2 separate regions of the Homo sapiens genome follow, and region 1 is linked to region 2. Evidence: chromatin contacts called from ENCODE Hi-C or POLR2A ChIA-PET data. All regions are on one chromosome and are shown on one strand. Each heading gives the region's core, a stretch centred on a gene start or an enhancer-like site at or near the end of the contact. The rest is flanking DNA. Distances are from core to core; before and after follow the strand shown. Region 1 holds the start of GP6-AS1 (GP6 antisense RNA 1). Region 2 holds the start of PPP6R1 (protein phosphatase 6 regulatory subunit 1).

What was found. A loop is a pair of places that touch in the nucleus more often than their neighbours do. ChIA-PET counts read pairs that join two places held with the same protein, here RNA polymerase II (POLR2A). Pooled maps may share reads with other maps.
Region 1: a loop to region 2 is called in a pooled map, with 6 times the contacts of the local background. The contact joins the promoter of GP6-AS1 here to the promoter of PPP6R1 in region 2. A Hi-C loop is called at or near these places in 5 of 50 pooled maps. POLR2A ChIA-PET finds 5 or more read pairs at or near these places in 3 of 52 experiments (WTC11, activated CD8-positive, alpha-beta memory T cell and common myeloid progenitor, CD34-positive).

Annotation. Positions count from the first base shown.
Region 1 is chr19:55,004,165-55,008,963 of GRCh38, forward strand. It overlaps GP6-AS1 (GP6 antisense RNA 1), which reads left to right and starts at 2,063. Exons shown (of 3, transcript XR_001754013.3): 1 at 2,063-2,125; 2 at 2,253-2,300.
Region 2 is chr19:55,256,110-55,260,860 of GRCh38, forward strand. It overlaps PPP6R1 (protein phosphatase 6 regulatory subunit 1), which reads right to left and starts at 2,908. Exons shown (of 24, transcript NM_014931.4): 1 at 2,326-2,908. RefSeq lists silencers at 988-1,181, 2,366-2,425, 2,596-2,695, 2,826-3,105, 3,012-3,306 and enhancers at 2,156-3,130, 3,136-3,335, 3,366-3,415, 3,496-3,545.

The DNA.
Region 1 (4,799 bases), core at 813-3,312, 250 kb before region 2:
TTCTCCAACGTGTGTATTTCATGTAGCCACACTCTCAGATGCCCACCCCCATGACCTACAAGTCCTAAACAGGGAAACCTGTGGCACATGGGTTCATGTGTGTCTGAATCTATACGTTCAGAGATGAACAAGTACTGCTCTCCCTATACCTGTGACCACTCGCCTCCGCCCATCACTGAATTCTGAAAATGTGGCCTCAGGCTCACAGCAGCATTAGCACTTGCTTGCTCTGGATCTCATCACATTGATGATCAAGAACAAAGTATTCACTGGGTTCTCTGCTAAGGATACAAAAAAAACCATTCCACAATTCCACGGCCATGTTTGCACCCAGGAACCACGAGGGCTGGGTTAGCCCAGATGGTGGGCTTGGGAAATGTTCCTGGAGCAAAAAAAAGAGCCAGAAGTCATGAGAGCCTGACCCCCTCCCCCAACGCGCACACACACACACCACTCTCTACCTCCAAGCCTCATTTTCAGGCTTCTCAAAGCTAAGGTCACTCCCATGAGCTAAGCCGCGCTTTTCTCAATCCTCAGCTCTTCCACAAGAATAGGAAGAACTCTCTCCTGTTCAAGATCCTGTGGCTCAGCTGCAGCTCTGGAAGAAAGACCCCGGTGAGGGTCTTGCTTTTCACAATCCCCAATCCCAGACCACATCCTGTGCCCCAAAACAACTTCCATGGTAACCACATCCTTCAGGAAGTGAAGTCAGGCAGGAAGTCAAGTCAGAAGACGGAATGGGCTGGGCATGGTGGATCGCACCTGTAATCCCAGCACTTTGGGAGGCAGAGGCAGGTGGATCACATGAGGTCAGGAGTTTGAGACCAGCCTGGCCAACATGGTGAAACCCTGTCTCTACTAAAAATACCAAAAGTAGCCAGGCTTGGTGGTGCATGCCTGTAATCCCAGCTACTCTGGAGGCTGAGGCAGGAGAATCGCTTAAACCCGGAAGGCGGAGGTTGCAATGAGCCGAGATCGCACCATTGCACTCCAGCCCGGGGGACAGAAAAAAAAATGTAGCTGAGCATGGTAGTGCACGTCTGTGATCTCAGCTACTTGGGAGTCTGAGGCAGGAGAATCACTTGAACCCAGGCGGTGGAGGTTGCAGTGAGCCAAGATTGTAATAGTCCAATGTGTTCACCTTGCCCACTGCCTAGACAGAGCTGATTCGTCAAGACAGGGAATCGCAATAGAGAATAATTCATGCAGAGCTGGCTCTACGAGAGACCAGAGTTTTATTATTATTCAAATCAGTGTCTCCCAGCATTCAGGAAGCGTTTTTAAGGATAACTTGGTGGGTGGGTGGGAAGCCAGTGAGCCAGGAGTGCTGTTTGGTCAGGGATGAAATCGTGGGAGCCAAAGCTATCTTCTTGCACTCAGTTCCTGAGTGGAGGCCAAAAGATAAGATGGGCCAGTTTATTGATATGGGTGGTGCCAGCTGATCCATCAAGTACAGGGTCTGCAAGTTAAACGCTGATCTTAGAAGCAGTTTAGGGAGGGTCACAATCTTGTAGCCTCCAGCTGCATGACTCCTAAGTCATAATTTCTAATCTCGTGGCTAATGTTCGTCCTACAGGGCCAATCTAGTCCCCAGGCAACAAAGAGGTGTGCTTTGGAAAAGGGCTATCATCTTTGTTTAAACTATAAGTTTCTCCCAAAGTTCAGCCTATGCCCAGGAATGAAAAAGGACAGCTTGGAGGTTAGAAGCAAAATGGAGTCAGTTAAATCTCTTTCACTGTCTCAGTCATAATTTTGGAAAGGTGGTTTCAAGCTGGCACAACTGCACTCCACCCTAGGAGACAGAGCGAGACCCTGTCAAAAAAAAAAAAAAAAAACAAGAAGTGAAGTCAAGATAGGAGGTAAATTCGGAAGACAGGAAGTGGTGGTAGAAGACAAGAAGTGAAGTCATACAGGAAGTAAAGTCAGAAGACAGGAAGTGAAGTAAGAAGACAGGAAGTGGTTGTAGAAGACAGGAAGTGAGGTCATACAGGAAGTAAAATCAGAAGACAGGAAGTGACGTCAAACCAGGATTTGCAGTCGGAGGCAGGCAAGAAGTGAAATCAGAAGACGGGAAGTGGCTGAGGGGAACGTCTTTTCTCTCTCCTGCTCAGCCCGAAGTGAACAGGTAGCATCAGGTGTGCCATTTCAGTGACTGGGCACAGCCCAGGCACCCACATCTCTCTGCAGCGCCTATTCTTGGAACACCAGAGACCTCTACACTATTTTCTGTTGCTTTTTTCCTTCATTTTCAGAGATGAGATCCTGGATTGAATGACTACTATGGAAAGTGATTGACCAAGGTAAGTCACAACTATCTTGTTCTTTAATTTTGGTGTTGTTTGTTATGACTTGTTAGCCGTCTAGCACTCATAGCTTTGCATTTCCACTCTGCATTACTTGTATTTTTATTATTTTGTGATATTCGTAATAATTTATTATAAAACTGTGTTATTTTTGGATATTTTTAAGTTAAAATGCGATTTTTTAACTAAGTGGCAGTATGCAAAGCAAGTGGTTCAGAACTCTCCCCCATTAATAAGTCTTCTCTCCTGAAAGAAACAATTTTGAGACTTCCTGTTCTTAATTCTGTTTAACAGCATACTTCTAAAAGAAAAAGTGTATACTGTTATTATTTATTGTGTTACAAAAATATACACGCACCTTTCATGCACGTCCGTGTGAAGAGACCACCAAACAGGCTTTGTGTGAGCAATAAAGCTTTTAATCACCTGGGTGCAGGTGGGCTGAGTCTGACAAGAGAGTCAGCGAAGGGGGATAGGGGTGGGGCCGTTTTATAGGATGTGGGTAGGTAAAGGAAAATTACAGTCAAAGGGGGGTTGTTCTCTGGCGGGCAGAGTCGGGGTCATAAGGTGCTCAGTAGGGGAGCTTTTGAGCCAGGATGAGCCAGGAGAAGGAATTTCACAAGACAATGTCATCAGTTAAGGCAGGAACAGGCCATTTTCGCTTCTTTTGTGGTGGAATGTCATCAGTTAAGGCACGAACCGGCCATCTGGATGTGTACGTGCAGGTCACAGGGGATATGATGGCTTAGCTTGGGCTCAGAGGCCTGACATTCCTGTCTTCTTATATTAATAAGAAAAATAAAATGAAATAGGGGTAAAGTGTTGGGACAGCAAAAATTTTTGGGGGTGGTATGGAGAGATAATGGGTGATGTTTCTCAAGGCTGCTTTGAGCAGGATTAGGGGCGGCGTGGGAACCTAAAGTGGGAGCGATTAAGCTGAAGGAAGATTTTGTGGTAAGGGGTGACATTGTGGGATTGTTAAAAGAAACATTTGTCATTTAGAATTATTGGTGATGGCCTGGATACAGTTTTGTATGAATTGAAAAACTAAAGGGAATAAGGAAAGGAGAAAAACAGGTATTAAAGGTCTAAGAATTGGGACGACTCAGGACATCTAATTAGAAAGTGCCTAAGGAGGTTCAGCATAGCCTTGCCAGCAAAGATTATTTATTTATTTTAAGAGTTAACAGTGGCGGTATGGGGATAGTACCAGGAGATACCAGCTGTGCTGGCTTGGAGAAACAGTGTAAACTGGCAGTGTAAACAAGAGCAGGGCATGTGTGAGTAGTTGAGAACGGTGAATAGGAGTATGACTAGACAGAAGATAGTAGGGATGACAAGTTTTTTGGGGCACAATCTAAGTTGGTCTGGTGTCTGGAATGAGACTGGGGCCTAATAAAAAGGAGTGTCTACACAGGAGCTTAAATGGGCTGTATCTTGTAGCATTCCAAGGACAGGCCTGAATTCTGGAAGCGAAAATGGTAAAAGTATTGTCCAGTCCTTTTTAAGTTGGTGGCTGAGCTTGGTGAGGTGTGTTTTTAATAGACCATTAGTCTGTCACTGAATACTAAGAGCCTGAAAAAATGCTTGGCTGATTTGACTAATAAAGGCTGGTCTGTTAGCAGACTGTATAGAGGTGGGAAGGCTGAACTGAGGAATTTTGTCTGACAGAAGGGAATGACAAGGCTAAACTGAAGAATTATGTCTGACAGAAGGGAAGAAATGACTGCGGTGGCCTTCTCAGACCCTGTAGGAAAGGACTGTACTTACCCAGTGAAAGTGTCTACCTAGACTAAGAGGTATTTTAGTTATCTTACTCGGGGCATGTTGAGTAAAGCTAATTTGCCAGTCCTGGGCGGGGGCAAATCCTTGAGCTTGATGTGTAGGGAAGGGAGGGGGCCTGAATAATCCATGAGGAGTAGTAGAATAGCTGATGCAACACTGAGAAGTGATTTCTTTGAGGATAGATTTCCACAATGGAAAGGAAATGAGAGGTTCTAAGAGGCTGGCTAGTGGCTTGTACCATAGCATAGCCTGCCTTTGCTGGTGTGTGGCGATTAGGCCTGGTGGAACCGCCATCAATAAACTAAGTGTGATCAGGGTGAGAAACAGGGAAGAAGGAAATGTGGGGAAATGGGGTGAACGTCAGGTGGATCAGAGAGATGCAGTCATGGGGGTCAGGTGTGGTATCTGGAATAATGTGGGAGGCCAGATTGAAGTCCGGGCCAGGAACAATGGTAATTGTGGGACTTAACAAAGAGTGAGTACAGCTGAAGGAGCCAGGGAGCAGAAAGTATATGCATCAGGTGTGAGTAAGAAAATAGATTTTGGAAATTATGAGAGCTGTAGAGAGTGAGTTGAGCATAGTTTGTGATTTTGAGGGCCTCTAAAAGTATTAAAGCAGCGGCAGCCACAGCACGCAGATATGAGGGCTAGGCTAAAACAGTAAGGTCAAGTTGTTTGGACAGAAAGGCTACAGGGTGTGGTCCTGGCTCT
Region 2 (4,751 bases), core at 1,658-4,157:
AAGCAGGTTCTCCTCTAATGGAAAGAAACAGTAGATGAACCAACAAAAGCTAATGGCCACAAAGATGGTGGTGACTCGCAATACACAACTCACCAACTCACAGCTCATGAGTCACAACAGAGCAAATAAGCCACAACGACACACCATACCCCAGCAGTGGAGCAAAGTTCTCCTCCTCTGCGCTGCTAACATTTGGGCTGGACGGTTCTTTTCGGTGTTGGGGCTGCCCATGCACTGGAGGACACTTAGCAACATCCCTAGCCTCCACCTCCACTCACCAGATACTGGCAGCATTCCCCCCAGTTGTAACAACCAAAAACATCTCCAGATATCGCCAATCGTCCCCCAGGGGACACAATCGCCCCCAGTTGAGAGCCACTGCAATGGACATTCCCAAATCAAATAATAATCGAAAGAACGGCCAGGTGTGGTGGTCCATGCCTATAATCCCAGCTCTCTGGGAGGCTAGGTAGGAGGACTGCTTGAACCCACGAGTTTGAAATCAGCCTGGGCACCACAGCAGGGCACCAGAGCAAGACCCAGTCTTTACAAAAAATACAAACATTAGCCAAGCGTGGTACAAAAACACAAAAATTGAGCAAGCATTGCAGGACGTGCCTGTAGTCCTAGCTACTTAGGAGGCTAAGGTGGGAAAATCACTTGAGTCCAGGAGTTCAAGGCTGGGCAAACGAGCAAAACCCAGTCTCAAAATCATCAACATCAAAACAGCTACTGATTGCAGAGTGTCATGTGCCTTGCATTCTGCCACAGGCTTCTACAAACCCTGCACTTAATCCCTAGATCCACCCTCTGAGGAGAGCAGTCTGCTATCCCCACTTACAGACGAGGAACAACTTGTCCAAGGTCTCGCTTGGCAGAAGCCGGACTCGGCCTAGGTCTGTCTGGCAAAAGATCCTCTAACAATTAGCTGGACTGCCTTCTCATGATCCCAATCCCAGAACTAGAGTTAAAAAAAAAAAAAAAAAAAAAGCATAACATTTTCAACAGCACAAGCAGCTCCAACAGCCATCCCACCACTAGTAAGCACACGTGGCCGGGCGCCGTGTCTCCATGTGTGTTGTGCATGTATGTAAACCAAGTCCTCATCCTGTGTTATCCAGGCAATCTCGAGTCCTTGCTGCATTTGCAGCGCACGCTAACAGTTAGACCCTCGCCCTTGGGCTGGATGAAATCCCACTGCAGTTTCTCTACAACTGTGAACCCAGTACCGCACCTGACAGTCTACGCAGCTTCCTTTCCTGAAACATCTTGCCTTTCAGGCGGGTGTCTATGGTCATGTCTGTGTGTACTACGAGCGAGCAAGAAAGACCCCAACCAGAGGTCCCATTCGAGGCCTGGATAAGCACGCCGGGCGGAACTACTCTGCCCCTCACCCTCCCAATACATCTGCACTCAGGACTCCGACCTTCCTTCCTTGACATATCTGCACGTGCTGCTCCTTCCCCCCCCGGAAGGCCCTTCTTCCCACTCTCCATCTGTCACCTCCTACTCATCCTTCCTAGACAGAAAAAGCCGTCCGTCCAGTCAGTCTCACCAGTGCCTCCCGCTCTGTGGCCCCCTGCAGCTCCCTAAGTCACCTCGATCACGACACGCAGGAATTGTGACTGTCCGGCTCTGCCTTTGTACCCCCTCCAGGGACCGGCCCCACCTCCAGGGCAGGGCCTAGGGCTGATGCCCCCTCCTCGGTGCCCAGCGCCAGGCTCCCTGCCTGCCCTCAGCAGGCTTCATCTCACTGAAGCAGGCCCGAGTGGTGGCTGCTCCAGAGAAGCCCCGCTCCCAGGTCCCTCGCACAAGAAGCCGGAGGCGGGAGAGGGTCGGTCAAGGTGAAAACAAGCCCCGCTCCTCCAGTCCTGAGCTCCGGGGATCTAAGGAGGCTGCGCCACGGAAGAGGTGGCGGGGCAGAGATCGGGGCGAGAGGGAAGGGTGTAAGCAGGCAAAGTCCAGGGTAACCAGGGAGAAAGACTCCTGGGGGGCCGGGGAACCGGCCAGAGAGGCAAGAGAGCGGAGCTGAGGCTCAGGGACTGGGGAGCGCAGCTGCAGAGAGCGAGTGGGAAAAGGCCGAGAGCAAGAGACTGAGACTAGGGTGGCGGCGGAGCTGAGGTGAAGAGATTAAGAGACTGGGGAGGGTCGAGGGGGAAGAAACGGGGTGCCGTGGAGAGGAAACCCGAAGGAAGGAGGGAAAGGATCCGAAGCAGAAAAGACCCGCGGGGGTCCCGAGAGGGAAAAGCCTGAGGGGACGCGGAGAGGGGAAGACGTGGGCGCCTGGCCCTGGAGAGAGAGGGTCGGGCGACGCGGGCCGCTCACCTGCGAGGGGGGGCGGCGGCTCCTCGCACTCGGGGCTCATCGGGGCGCCCCCCCCCGCCCCGCCGCCGGCGGCTCCGGCCCCTGCTGCGGGGCCCGGTGAGTGGGGGCGGGGGCGGCGTCGGGGACTCGCGCAGGCGCCGGGGCTCGCGGGGTCCGCGCAGGCGCCCGCGGGTCGTGGGGTCCTCGCGCGCCGGGTCCTGCAGAGTTGAGGGGGTCAGCGCCGGGTGGAGTTGCCGACGGGCGGGGGGCGTCACTAGTCCGCGTAGGCACCTCCGGGGTCCGCAGGCGAGGTGGGCGTGCGGGCCGAGGCGGGTTGGCGAGCCGGGTCGCGAGGCCCACGCAGGCGCCTCAGCCGGGAAGACGGGGGAAGTTGCCCCGGTTTCCACAGTCCAACCGAGCGCCCCACGGGAGGGGAAGGCGACCTCCTCCGCGGTCCAAACGGGCCGCAGAGCCGAGCAGCGACCGACGGAAGCCGAGGCCTACTTCCTTAACCACCCCTTCCCCAAAGCCGCTCAATCTCCGGGCTCTGCGGCCGGCCTCAGGGCCTCCGACGCCCGGCTCCCTCCGCCACTATCCCACAATCCCCCTAGCGCAGGACGACGCAGGAGGCCCCGCCCTCCCGCGGCTGTGTTGGTGCGCAGGTGCGGGGGGCGGGGTGCACGCCTGGGCGGTGCAGTGCGCGTGCGCCCGGGCGCTCCCGACACCGCCCACTCTTGAACCCCGCCGCCGCAGACGCGCTTGCGCCCGTTGGTGCCAACGGTCTGCCCCGGAATAAACCCAGACAGCTCAGTGAGCCGCAGCTGCGCACCGGCTCCGTTCCAAGGCCCCGTGAATATTCCGCTCCAGGATTTCCCTTCCCACTCGCTCCGTTTGGAAATCCGTTCGCTGTTCTGTCTCCTCTAATCATAGTGGAGCTTTGGCTCCAGGGTCGGGCTCTTGCGAAATCCAGACCTGGTTTTCGCTCCAGCCAAAGCCAGGCGCCTTCGTTCCGTCCGGCTCTCGCGCTTAGCCGCCTCCGAGCCTCAGAGGCCCTCAGTCGTTTCCGTCTGCTGGCGATAGTCCCGGCCGGGTCGCTGGTGTTGCCAGTTCCGCCCAAAGCAGCTTCTAATAGCATCAACTGAAAGAGACCTCCTAGACCTTGTGTCTAGATTGATGAAGGTCCCTCTGGCTTTGAGCCTCGGTTTCCCCAACTTTAATAGCTCCCCTCTCTACCCATGTTAGAGGCCTACTGTAAAAATCGTGTGGGCGCGAGGAACTTTTTTGTTTTTGTTTTTGTTTTAAGACTCCGAATTGGCCGGGCGCGGTGGCTTACGCTTGTAATCACAACACTTTAGGAGGCCCGAGGCCGGAGGATGGCATGAGACCAGGAGTTGGAGACCAGCCTGGGCAACCTAGGGAGACCCCCGTCTCTACAAAAGAAAATTTAAAAAATTAGTTGGGCCTGGTGGCCCGCGCCTGTGGTCTCAGCTATTCGGGAGGCTAAGGCAGGAGAATCGCTTGAGCCGAGGCTGCAGTGAGCCGGATTGCACCACTGCACTCCATCCTAGGAGACAGAGCGAGAACCTGTCTCAAAAACAAAGGGCCCAGCGTGGTGGCTCACGCCTGCCTGTACTTGAGCTCAGGAGTTCAAGACCCCACGCCTATAATCCCAGCACTTTGGGAGGCCGAGGTGGGCGGATTGCCTGAGCTCAGGAGTTTGAGACCAGCCTGGGCAACACAGTGAAACCACGTGTCTACTAAAATACAAAAAATAGCCGGACGTGGCGGTGTGCGCCTGTAATCCCAGCTACTCAGGAGGCTGAGGCAGGAGAATTACTTGAACCCGGGAGGTGGATGTTGCAGTGAGCCCAGATCAGGCCACTGCACTCCAGCCTGGGTGACAGAGCGAGACTCCGTCTCGAGAAAAAAAAAAAAAAAAAAAAAGAGCAAATTCACCCCTCCTTTGCCCTCTTTGTTCTATTGAGACCCTCAATGGATTGGATAATGCCAGCTCACACTGGGGAGGGAAGATCTTTATTCAGTCTACCGATTCAAATGCTAGTCTCTTCCAGAAATACCCTCATAGACACACCCATAATGTTTTACCAGCTATCTGGACATCCCTTAGCCCAGTCAACACCTGAAATGAACCATCACAGAGAGGCATTTCCTTTTCTCTTTTTTCTATAGAGATGTTTTGTCTTTTACCCAGCATTTGGCTTCCTTGTTTTCTCCACAATATGATGGCATCATTGCCACACTGTTTTAACACAGAGGTCAGGAACTGAGGGATAAGGATGTGGCTATAGTCCCTACCCTTCAAATGGAAGCTGGGAAGCTGTGGGGGCTTTAATGACTGAAGTCTGGATTTCCACCCAGCAGAACTCACAGATATACATTGTGTTTGCATTAGAATTGAAACTTTTTTTTAAGAGACAGGGTCTGGC